Linked DNA regions of Homo sapiens: region 2 is linked to region 1. Evidence: read pairs that join two places in POLR2A ChIA-PET (ENCODE). Cell type or tissue: MCF 10A. All regions are shown on one strand. Each heading gives the region's core, and the rest is flanking DNA. Links, peaks and the distances in the headings are about the cores only. Region 1 overlaps PAX5 (paired box 5). Region 2 overlaps PAX5 (paired box 5).

Evidence for each region. Peaks named below come from ENCODE experiments on the same cell type or tissue, not always from the same donor. Only the 100,000 strongest peaks of a DNase experiment are listed, where the experiment ranks them.
Region 2: POLR2A ChIA-PET joins it to region 1 with 8 read pairs; 5 of 35 experiments call an interaction of 5 or more read pairs at or near these places.

Annotation. Positions count from the first base shown.
Region 1 is chr9:36,901,280-36,906,652 of GRCh38, forward strand. The region is part of intron 7 of PAX5 (paired box 5); the gene reads right to left. Among named protein-coding and RNA genes, the nearest start is that of MIR4476, 10 kb to the left of the region's middle. In MCF 10A, for the core only: no CTCF peak of the experiment used is centred there; a DNase peak (open chromatin) is centred at 2,622.
Region 2 is chr9:36,968,163-36,973,535 of GRCh38, forward strand. The region is part of intron 5 of PAX5 (paired box 5); the gene reads right to left. Among named protein-coding and RNA genes, the nearest start is that of PAX5, 63 kb to the right of the region's middle. In MCF 10A, for the core only: no CTCF peak of the experiment used is centred there; no DNase peak of the experiment used is centred there.

The DNA.
Region 1 (5,373 bases), core at 82-5,081:
TTCTGCCTGGAATGCTCTTCCCTCACCTGTTTCCCCAGCCTGGTTAATTCCTGCTCATTTCCGTGTGCTCAAGTGTCACCTCCCTCAGGAAGCCCTCCCACCCAGCCTCGGGAAGTGGCCCCCGTTGTGCACCTGTGACATCTGTCACATGCCTCTCCTTATCATTTCACCTTTTAAAAACATTTACTGAGCACTTTTGATGAGCCAAGAGCCTAGCTTAGAAACCCACGTGCATGATTTCATTTAACCCTAGAACAACCCTCAGAACAACCCAATGAGGAGAGTGTTAGCCTCACTTCCAGGTGAGGAAATGGCGTATCAGAAAATGTAAGTGTCCTTCCCAGGGTCAGCCGCTAAAAGGTAGGGGGGTCTGGGATTGGAGCCCAGCGCTGTCCGACCCCACGCCCTAAACACCTAATGGTGATGCTCTGTTGCTTCACCCCAGGGAGCTCCTGTCACCAGCCCAGGTGGCATAACCCTGGCCAAGGAACATCGCCTTGCTGAGCCTCAGCTTCCTCTTCTGTAAAACGAGGGTCAAGTCTTTCCCTGCTGCCCTCCCAAGATGGTAGGAGGATCTGAAAAATAACAGATGTAAAATCACTTAGTAAACTGTAGAGAGTGGTGCACATGCAAAGAAGGCATTAGCATACTTTCAGGGCTTGTCTCACCAAACAATTTCCTTGCTCACATTAGAATGAAAGGCCTTCTATCTGCTGCTTCTTTTAGAGTAAGGGTGAGGGAGGGCTCCCATCCCCTCCCTAGACCAGGGTGTCCCTGTGATTTTTAAATTCACTATCTAGCTGTCCCTATCCCCCCTCCCAAAACACAATTGTGATAGTCAAGCAAAGAAAGGTGAGAGAAAGAAGAAAATCCATAAAGGCTCGGCAAAGCGGTGGCGGTGGAATTCTCCAGCTCCTGACCACCAGTTAGTGACGTCAGGATTTATAACTGTATTAAATGGTCTGACAGGCAGCCTTGATATATCAGTTCCCCCTTCTTCCCAAATCACAGACAATAAAAGCTTTGGCAGTGAAAGTCATTCATCATCATAAAGACCTGAGACATCCCAGTCATCAATTTCACTCACATCCTTAATACACTGGAGAGAGTGCAGGAGTTGAGCACCTCAAAAAGGGAGGAGGAAGAAAACACGAAGGAAGATTGAACAGGAATAATTACAAAGGTCAAAGAAGGGATTCATCCGGGAGGGTGCCGTGGGCAGAGCCTGTCCCTGCTGGAAGTGTGCTCAGGCCACAGAGAAACTAGGCCACTGATGGGCCCAGCCCTTAGAGAGGCCCTGAAGCCCAGGTGGAGAGGGGCCAAAATAGGCTGCAGGATCCGAGTGGGGAGTGTTGGGGGCATGGGAAGCCACACCCTGGCTCCATGGCCTTAGGCTGGGTTTCACCAGGGCCTTTTATTCCATCAGCCTCATTAGCACAAGACGGATTTTAAAATAATGAAGCCACAGGTATCTGTTTGAAATCTACCCCCACCCACACTGGCACAGACGGCTATTTGTGCCAACCATGGTTTTCTTTTGGGCAACACCTTTTGAGCAACTATAACATTCGGGGCTGATATTAGTGGTTGTGAAAGACCCCATAAGGCTGCCAATCCAGCTAGAAAAGAGTAGCTGCCCAGAGCCCTAAGTGCAGCCTCTGGCTTCACCCCTCCCCTTCCCCCAAATCCAGTCACCTGGATCACACCTGCTGGCCTGCCCCGGGACCTGGGCCGAGGTTCCCCACCCCTCACCACCAGCACTTGGCATCCTTCCTCCTCTCAGGCAGGCCGGGCAATGGAGGATAAGAAAGCAGGAACTCCATGGGGTGCAGGTGTGAAGAACTGGGGACTTCACGACTTGTTCCTGAAGAGAACCAGACCTAAGTGGCATGATCCTTACCCTGGCACTTGGCCTTCTCTCTCCCAGACCAAGGAAGGAGGAAGAAAGTCTGTTTAAGAAAAGCAGTTGGCTGGGAAGGGTGGCTCACATATGTGGTCCCGGCTACTCAGGAGGCTGAGGTGGGAGCATCACTTGAGCCCAGGAATTTGAGACCAACCTGGGCAACAGAGTGAGACCCCATCTCTAAAATATTTGTTTTTAAGTAATGACAATTATCTTTCTTATGCTTTTATTTTTTGCTTGAAAGCAAAAGAACAGAAGAAAGCTTTGGTCTAGGTGGGGAGTTTCTTGAAGCACAGGGCTCCCCACAATGGACAACACACAGCCTGAGGGCTGGGAGGCTGCACAGCAGGGGCTGAGAGCCCTGAGGCTGCTGGGGCATGTCCAGGTGGCCTGGCCCAGGCAGGAACATGAAAGAATACACAGCATGTTTCCCAAGAAAGAAGGAGCAATCATACCTGCTGTGTCTGCCCATCCACTCACCAAACCTTCACCCAGGACCTGCTAAGGCCTGGTCAGGCTGCATGAGGTCTGTCTGAGCAGGAGGCTGACCTAAGGGGATGCCAGCTTTTCAGGGGTGAGTCAACCCACTACCCTTCAATCAGATATCACCCAAGAAGCCCCATCAGTCCCGGCCCCTACACGTGGCCTGAAATCCACCTATCAGCTCTGTTCTTCAGATAGGGGTCTGTCCAACTCAGACTTCCTCTGGCACACTTCCAGGCTGCCATGACTCACCAGGCTTTATGAGAATAGTGTGGCTTAGAGGTCAAGTGTGTGGTCTGTGGAGTCTGACTGCCGGCATTTAAAACCTGGCTACACCACTTACAAGCTGTGTGACCTTGAGCAAGTTTCTATGCTTCTCTGTGCCTCAGTTACTGCACCAGTGAAATGAGGATGAGAAGAGTGACTCCCACAAAGGGTTGTTATGCAGATTAGACAAGCTATTAATAAGTCAAGGGCTTAGAACAATGCATGGTGCAGAGGGAGTGGATGGGAGCATCAGCTATCACTCCTGCTGGTGACTCTTGGCTCATGGGACCCTAGCTTGGGCCTGCCTCTCTAGCTGTTCAGGATTGAAACCAACTCTGGGGGAAGAGCTCCCTAGTCCCCTATCCTACACACCAGCCCCCTAAATAGGCTGCTGGGCCACACTATCCTTAACATGGGCATGTGACCCCATCTTGAACCTGGGTTCACAGAGGCATACGAAAGGAACTAATGGGTCTGAAAAGGCAAACACTTCTCTGGATGGGTTCATCCAGACAGGCAGCAGGTGCCCCTAAGCATTCATGCCAGAAACAACCTTACTAAACATTTATAGATGATCTCAGGGTGGGAGTAGAAGTTCTATGGCCTCACAGATAATGAAAATAAAAGCTAATAGAGATAAATTAGAGAGAGATTTTTTTCCTGAGCTGTGAACTTGGCCAAGAAAAAAAAAAGGCAGCAGACTAGTAGAAGCTAATGCATTTGGGAAGAAATAATAATTATGATAATATCTTGAATTCAAATGTGACTTTATGCTAATCAAAGATATGTATGTGAGTGTGTGAATCATGTCAATAACCTTGACAATGACCTAGAAGGGTGGAGTGCTGCGTGATTAGTAACGACCAATCATAGCAGACAGCTCGTTGGTTTATTAATTCATCCATTCATTCATTCAATAAACACTTCCTGAGTACATACTATATTCCAAGTCCCATACTAGGCTGTGCTGGAGAAGGCAGAGACAATTCAGAATCTTGTAGACTAAGAAGAAAGTTAGGCTGGACACAAAGAATTATAAATCAAGGCACAATGGGCTAACAGGCATAATGGTGGGCTGATCAAGGGCAATATGACTTCTGACTGTAGGGTAATTGAGGAGGGCTTCCTAGAGGAGGCAGCACTTGGGGAGTGCTCCAAGGAGACATGCACTGAAGGCACATGGGCAGGGACTGTCAGGCCTGCTGGTTCTTAAATCCCTCAGCAGTGTTGTGAGATCCTTTCACAGGCAAAGTCCTGGACCAGCTCATCTTCACTTTCCTGCCGGGGAGGCCGGACCCCTGGCACAGTCAAGGTGGCCGGCTCTCCATGAGCTCACAAGAAAGGGCCCAGCCCCTTACAGCTTCTGGGCCATTGTCACACACTTTCTTTCATGTGCACTTCACCATAGTCCCGTAAGGGAAGAATGAGCCAGGATTTATAATTCCCACTGGGCAGACGGCAAAACTGAGGTTCAGAGAGGGGAAGGGAATTCTCAAAGTTACCAGGAGTTATGGCAGAGCTGGGATGAAGACCTGTGAGCCTGACTCCAAATCAGGCCCCTCTCTCCCTTTCACAGCAGACTGCCGCCACCTCTGGGCAAATGACAGAAGCACCCGAAGTACAGGAACCAGCAAGACCAAAGGCTTGGAGTCAGGGACTCCGCATGGCTGAGTTGAAAGATGGCAAAAAGACGGGCCTGGATAAAGGTTCCACTGGGCAGCTTCATAGATAGGCAGATAGAGGGCAGTGGATCAACCAGGCTGAGAAAGGAGGATAGGAGAGGGAAAAAAAAGACCCACTCTGCAAGGACAAAGGCTGAGTTCCACATGGAGGAAAGAGCACTAGAATAGGAGTCAAGGGATATGGGCTCCAGAGGTGTCTGACTTTGGGAGAACTTGAGTTCTCAGTCTCAGCCTCCCCATCTGTTCAATGATGGAATTGCACCTGGTGATCCCTAGGGTTTATCCAGCACCTATATTCCAAAGTCTCTTGACTCTAGGGAGGGCACAAATTATCTCAACACTGGGGCAGATGGAGGAGACAGAGTGAGAACCAGCCAGTGCTCACAGAGAGAGTGGAGAAAGAACAGGCAGAAACGGAGCAAAAGAGGTGCCCAGTGCCCTCACAGATGATGGGTCATCCAGGGGAACTACAGGACACACGGTGCTCAAGGAGGCTTTTATATTTGGCCCTGGAGATGTGGTAGACAGAAGAATAATCCACCCCCCACCCCAGGATGTCTACATCCTAATTCCCAGAACCTGTGACTATGTGACCTTACATGGCAAAAGGGACTTTGCAGATGTGATTAAATTGAGGTATTTGCGATGTGGAGAGCGTGTGGATCACCCAGGTGAGCCCAATGTAACCACAAGAGATTTTAGAAACAGGGGCAAGGGGGTCAGAGTCACAGACAGAAGATGTGGCAGCAGAAGCAGAGGCCAAGGAGGAGAGAAGATGCTACTCTGCTGGCTTTGAAGATGGAGGAAGGGGCCATGAGCCAAGGAATTTGTGTGTCCTCTAGAAGCTGGAAAAGGCAAGGAAACGAATTTTACCCCAGGGCTTCCAGAAGGAACACAGCCCACCACTCTTTGATTTTAGGACTTCTGACCTCCAGAACTTTACAATAATACATTTGCATTGTTTTAGCCCCTGGGATTGGGGTAATTTGTTACAGCCGCAACTGGAAACTGCAGGAGGTCAATGGAACATCCAAGACA
Region 2 (5,373 bases), core at 301-5,300, 67 kb after region 1:
GAAAACCAGCGTGGGTCTGCTCTCATGCTGAAAGGTGCCCTTACTCAAGGCCTTGTCTGACCCCTGCCCCCACCAGTGCACTGCTGCCCTAGACTAGACTTCATCCGTCACGTCAAGCTCCCACCCATGTGAGGAATGAGGCCAGACTAAAGACCATGAAGCAGTGAGATGTGGTGTCACCAAGACTCAGTCAGAAGTCAATGCTTCCTCAACTGTACTTATCTGGGGACAACTGCAATGCAGGGCTGACATTTGAACAAAGATAGCAGCTTTGAGTTTTGGCCTTTCGGATCCCTCGTAGAAGTCAACAGGCTCAGAGGACCCAGCATCCTCTATAGGAAGGGCCTTCGGAGGCAGCTCATGAGCCCTCTGAGAAAATGGATTCCCCACCAATTTTGACCCAAGAGGATACTGTAGGCTGGGCCACAGCCTGAGTGACCAGATACCCCCACATGTGGGCCAAGGCAGAAGTTGGTCTCTCTGACCAACGTTCCCCAGCCTGAAGCCTAGGCCCCTCCTCTGGCAGCCCATGACCTTGGCCTTCCACAAGACAGGTGCCTGCTCCTGCCCACAGGACATCATCCTCAGAGACCCTTCTCCCATCATGGCCCATCCCCATGGGGACCATTCCCACAAGGTCACCTAGACTAGCAGGTATGGGAGCTCACGGCCCAGTCTATCTGCCCAGCAGTGTTCTTCCATTGGTCAGCACCCACCAAATGATCCTTTTCTCAAAGGTTCTATGCACACACACACATGCACACACACATGCACACGCACACGCACACCAGGAAAGATGGCTCAGTTTTTCCTACTCAGCTGTGGCTCTGCCCAGTCATCCTGGTCCCAGTCACTCTTGCTAAAGCATGACGTGGGCCTTGGTCCCCAGGACACCACCAAGTTCCTCCTTGTCAGAAGGGGCCCATCCACTTTCAAGAGCTTCTCCCTCCACCAGCTTCAGTTATACTTCCCAGCCCTGACCCTGCCAGCCGGGCCCAAAACTCAGTGAAACCTCCTTCCTGTCAGCCATCTCCTAACAACTCCCGCTGAGGCCTGGCTCTGTCCCCAGCAGGGCAGTGCCCAGCTCCTCCGGCCCACCCAGGCTGCTCCATCAGATCCCCTCAACTCTGCCCCTCTAGGGGGCGTCTCTTCAGCCAGCCAGGCCATCCTCCCAGAGGAGTCCTCAGGCTTGATCCCTCTCCCCCGGGACTCATGGGCCAGGCTCTTTCCACAGCTCAGAGCCCAAAGTTCAGAGAGGGTGGCTCCACTGAGGGCCCCTGGGGGCAAGGTCACTGTCTGGTCACCCAGTAGAGCCCAGCACAGAGTAAAGGCTCAGGGCACACAGGCCCTCAAGTGTACACACAGGGGGTGTTAGGAGACCCTCCCCCTGAGGACACCACACAGACTCAGCACAGGCAGCCTCGCTGGACACGCGCCCCTCTCTGCAGTCTCCCCAGAAGCAGACTGGCTGCGTCCTGCTCTGGTTCTTTGAGAGTCAGCCATAGCCTCTGCCAGCTGAGCCTGTAAGGATATCTAGGCTGCCAGGCGCCGTGGCTCATGCCTGTAATTCTGGCACCTGGGAGGCCGAGGTGGGTGGACTGCCCTCGAAGGGCTGCGAGCTGGGCAGAGCCTGCCTCTCCGGGCATTCACCCTGTCCCGCGATTCCCCTCACCACTCTCACCCCACCAGCACCTCGCTTGCTTTCTTTACTAGGGAAATAATGGCAATAGTGTCTGTCATTTCCTTAAGAAGGATTTGGACACTCCAAAACACATAATTAGTTATTCATTGGTTTAACAAATATTGATAAAATATTTACTCTGTATCAGGTAATATTTTTTAAGTAAATATATTTTAAAAATAAACAAAAACAGGGGATACAGTGATGACCAAGACAAGCCTCTCTCTCTCCAGTCTAGAGAGGGCAGCCCACTTTAGTCAAGTGATCACAGGAATAAACATAGGATTACAAACAACGGTGACTGATGCTAGGGTGAAAAGAGAGCATAAAAATATATCCATGTGACCATGTGTAATGGAGAGGGGAGTGGCCTCCTGTGGGAGGAATCAGGGAAGTCTCCAAGAGGAACTGCATGGAACCGTGAGGAGTGACCAGGGAGAGGGGATGGGGCAGAGAGGGTGCCAGACTGAGGAGATGCTCGTACAAAGGCCCTGAGAGAAGGGGGTGAAAGGAACAGAGGGAGAGAGGGAAGAGGCCCCAGGAGAATCTGGAGAGGCTGGGAGGGATTGAGCCAGACAGCCCCAGGGGCCAGAGAGAGGATCTGAGCCTTGCTGCAGGAGTCTTGAGGAGCTACGGGAAGGGCTGGGGAAACATGTGCCCTCCACATTTCTCAGTCCCAGGGCCCGAATCGCTCGTTCCTTCAGGTCAGGCCATGCTTTCTAAACTCTGCTCCCAAGCCTCCTCTTTTGGTAGAAACTAGGGGCCAGGGGAGGTAGGAGCTTGCATTTGTGGGTGTTTGAAGGTGGATCTGCTGAGTCACCTGTTCAGCCGCAGGTGATTCACTGTGCCCATATGGAATGGAAACCATCTCCCATGGACACGGGCATTGTTCTCCAGACACAGCCAGAAGCACACATGTCTCCTCCTCCAGGATGCCTTCCTTCATGCCCCAGCTGGTCCTCCAGCTCCCATTCTTAGGGCTCTGACCACTTTCTCCCTTATTTTAGGAACCACATCCCCTGGGCCCTTCACTCCCACACTGTGCTATGAGCTACCTTCGGGGTAAAGGTGGGAGGTAATTCATCTCTCTCTCCTCCAAAGCGAATATCTGTGGAATAAATGAATGAATTGGTACTACCTGTGACAAGTGTGACAAGCACCATCACTCTGCATGTCTGTCTGAAAATGTCAGGATCCCTCCATTTGACCTCACACATTCATCATTCTTCCCTCCACCAAGCTTAGTGAGTGCTAATGCCAGGGACACAGTGATGGGCAAAAGCTGAGCCAGCCATTGTCCTCATGGAGTTATGTCCAGAGGAGGTGGCAAACAGTAACTGAAAAATAATCGGACTAGTAAAGGTACAAGTATCAACCAAGATAAGTACTCTGACTGAAAAGGCGCATGGTCTTAAGAGGGGACCCTCTGTCCTGCCTCTGGTGTCGCACACAGTGGGTACTCAGTGAGAATGAACCAACAAACAGATTATATGCTCAGAGACAGCTATAAAAATTAATCCCAAAACTCAGCCCTTGCACAAGGGCAGGTCTGAACCTCCAGGCCTCCAGTGTAAGCTTCCGTAGCATTTCTCATCTGCACCATGAAGATGCTGTCTGACTTAATTGGAGAATGTGGTCTTGGAGGCAGGCTACAGAAATGCTCAGACCCATTTTATTCCAGGGAGAAAAGTCTGAACTCACAAAGTGAATGGTATGCTTAAATATATGGACAGACACGGGCAAAAGTACAAAGGTGTACAGGGGGCATGGTATCTTTAAATCTTTTTTTTCTACTCCAAGTCAAATAATATGTAATAGACCCAGTGCTGGGCTTAGTCAACCATGGCTCGTAGAATTAACATTCTGGAAGCTAGCTTCAGGGGAGCAAGGGGCAGGAAGCCCCGTCTCGGGGAGCAAAGAAATGCTGGCTTTAAATTTCAGGTTAAACCAATGTTATTCACAACCCAGCTTTGAAGCTAAAAGCTTTACACAATCGGGTCTGGTCACGCAAAAAGGGAAGAAGCAAAATAGCCTCAGATTCCCATCTGTCAAGAGAAAGCTGTCTCTTGTGTGTCTTAAAAGATCATAAACCCATTGCATTTTCTTCAGAGCACAGCAGATTCAGGGGTTTTGCATTTTTCTTGGAGGGTTCTGGTTTGTTTCTTTAAAAATCATCATGCGCTTTATGTCTGCAGATGCTCACTAGGAGGAAAATATAAAAACAAACAGGAATCTCTGAAATCCCTCCTAGCATCATGGCTTTTGGGATGTAACCCCATCTGGAGGCTGAAGAGCCCCAGGAAAAGAGGCTAGAGCCGCCAGGTCAGCCTCCAGCCTTTCTCAGAGTCCAGTTTCTCTGCAGAACCCAGGCCAAAGCCAGAGCCCTTATACAGCTTCCTTCATCCTCACAGCTGCTCCTTAGCATGGCAGGGCCGTGGCAGGGCCCAGTGGGAAAAGGGTTGGGAGCCAGCAGTCCCGGGTTCTAGCCCCAGCTCTGCTGTTACTTGCTGTGTGGGCCCAGGCAAGTTCCTCTCCCTCTCTGAGCCTCAGAGACCCCAGTAGTAAGCTAAGGTAGCTGAGTTGGTCATTTCTAACCCCTTTCTCCACCAAAATCCACCTAGATTTTTGTGTGCTAAGTAGTATTAAATGAGCATTGACTTATTTTCCCATTTTGGTTGTTGTGCAGTCTTTATAGGGGACTCCCTGGCTATGATCCATCCCACCGCTAAGAGACTGCCTGAGCCAACCAAGGGGATCCCATCCTCTTGAATGAGCACTCCTGTGATGAGAGGCCTGTTGGTTGGGGGTGGTGGGAGTGCTGGGGGAAAGTCAGAGACAGGAATAAATCCTTTTTCTTCACAGGGATATATTTACTCTTAAGCTGTTTGAAACTATGAAAATAGGCTGGGCACGGTGGCTTATGCCTATAATCCCAGCACTTTGGGAGGCCGAGGCAGGCAAATCACTTGAGGTCAGGAGTTCGAGACCAGCCTGGCCAACATGGTGAAACCCCGTCTCTACTAAAAATAGAAAAATTAGCCAGGCGTGGTGGCGGGAGCCTGTAATCCCAGCTACTCAGGAGGCTGAGGCACGAGAATCTCTTGAACCCAGGAGACGGAGGTTGCAGTGAGCCGAGATTGTGCCATTGTACTCCAGCCTGGCTGACAGAGCGAGATTCAGTCTCAAAAAAAAAAAGAAGAAAGAAAGAAAGAAAAGGAAAGGAAAGGAACGGAACGGAACGGAAAGGAAAGGAAAGGAAAGGAAAGGAAAGGAAAGGAAAGGAAAGGAAAGAAAAGGAAAGGAAAGGAAAGGAAAGGAAAGGAAAGGAAAGGAAAGGAAAGGAAAAACTGTGAAAATAACTCCCAGATCCCATTCCTGTTTTATGCACTACAACACCCCCACCTTACCCCAGGGTCCAGGGCTGTCTCTAGATCGGCCCAGTTTGCTGCTTGTAACCACAGGCCTCTGGCACTGCCTGCATGCCTAGACTTGCCTCCCTTGTGAAGATGGGGGACAGAGCAGGTCCTGATGGTCATCTGCCACAGGAGTACAGAGCTGGGGTGACTGGCAAGATGAAATGATGTGACTTGGGGCATTTTTCCAGTTTGGGTCAAGTGAGTCCAATGAGCTTGGAATTGGCATCTTCAGGTGGCTGCAATGGCTAATTCTCAAAACAACCTATAAAGTAGACA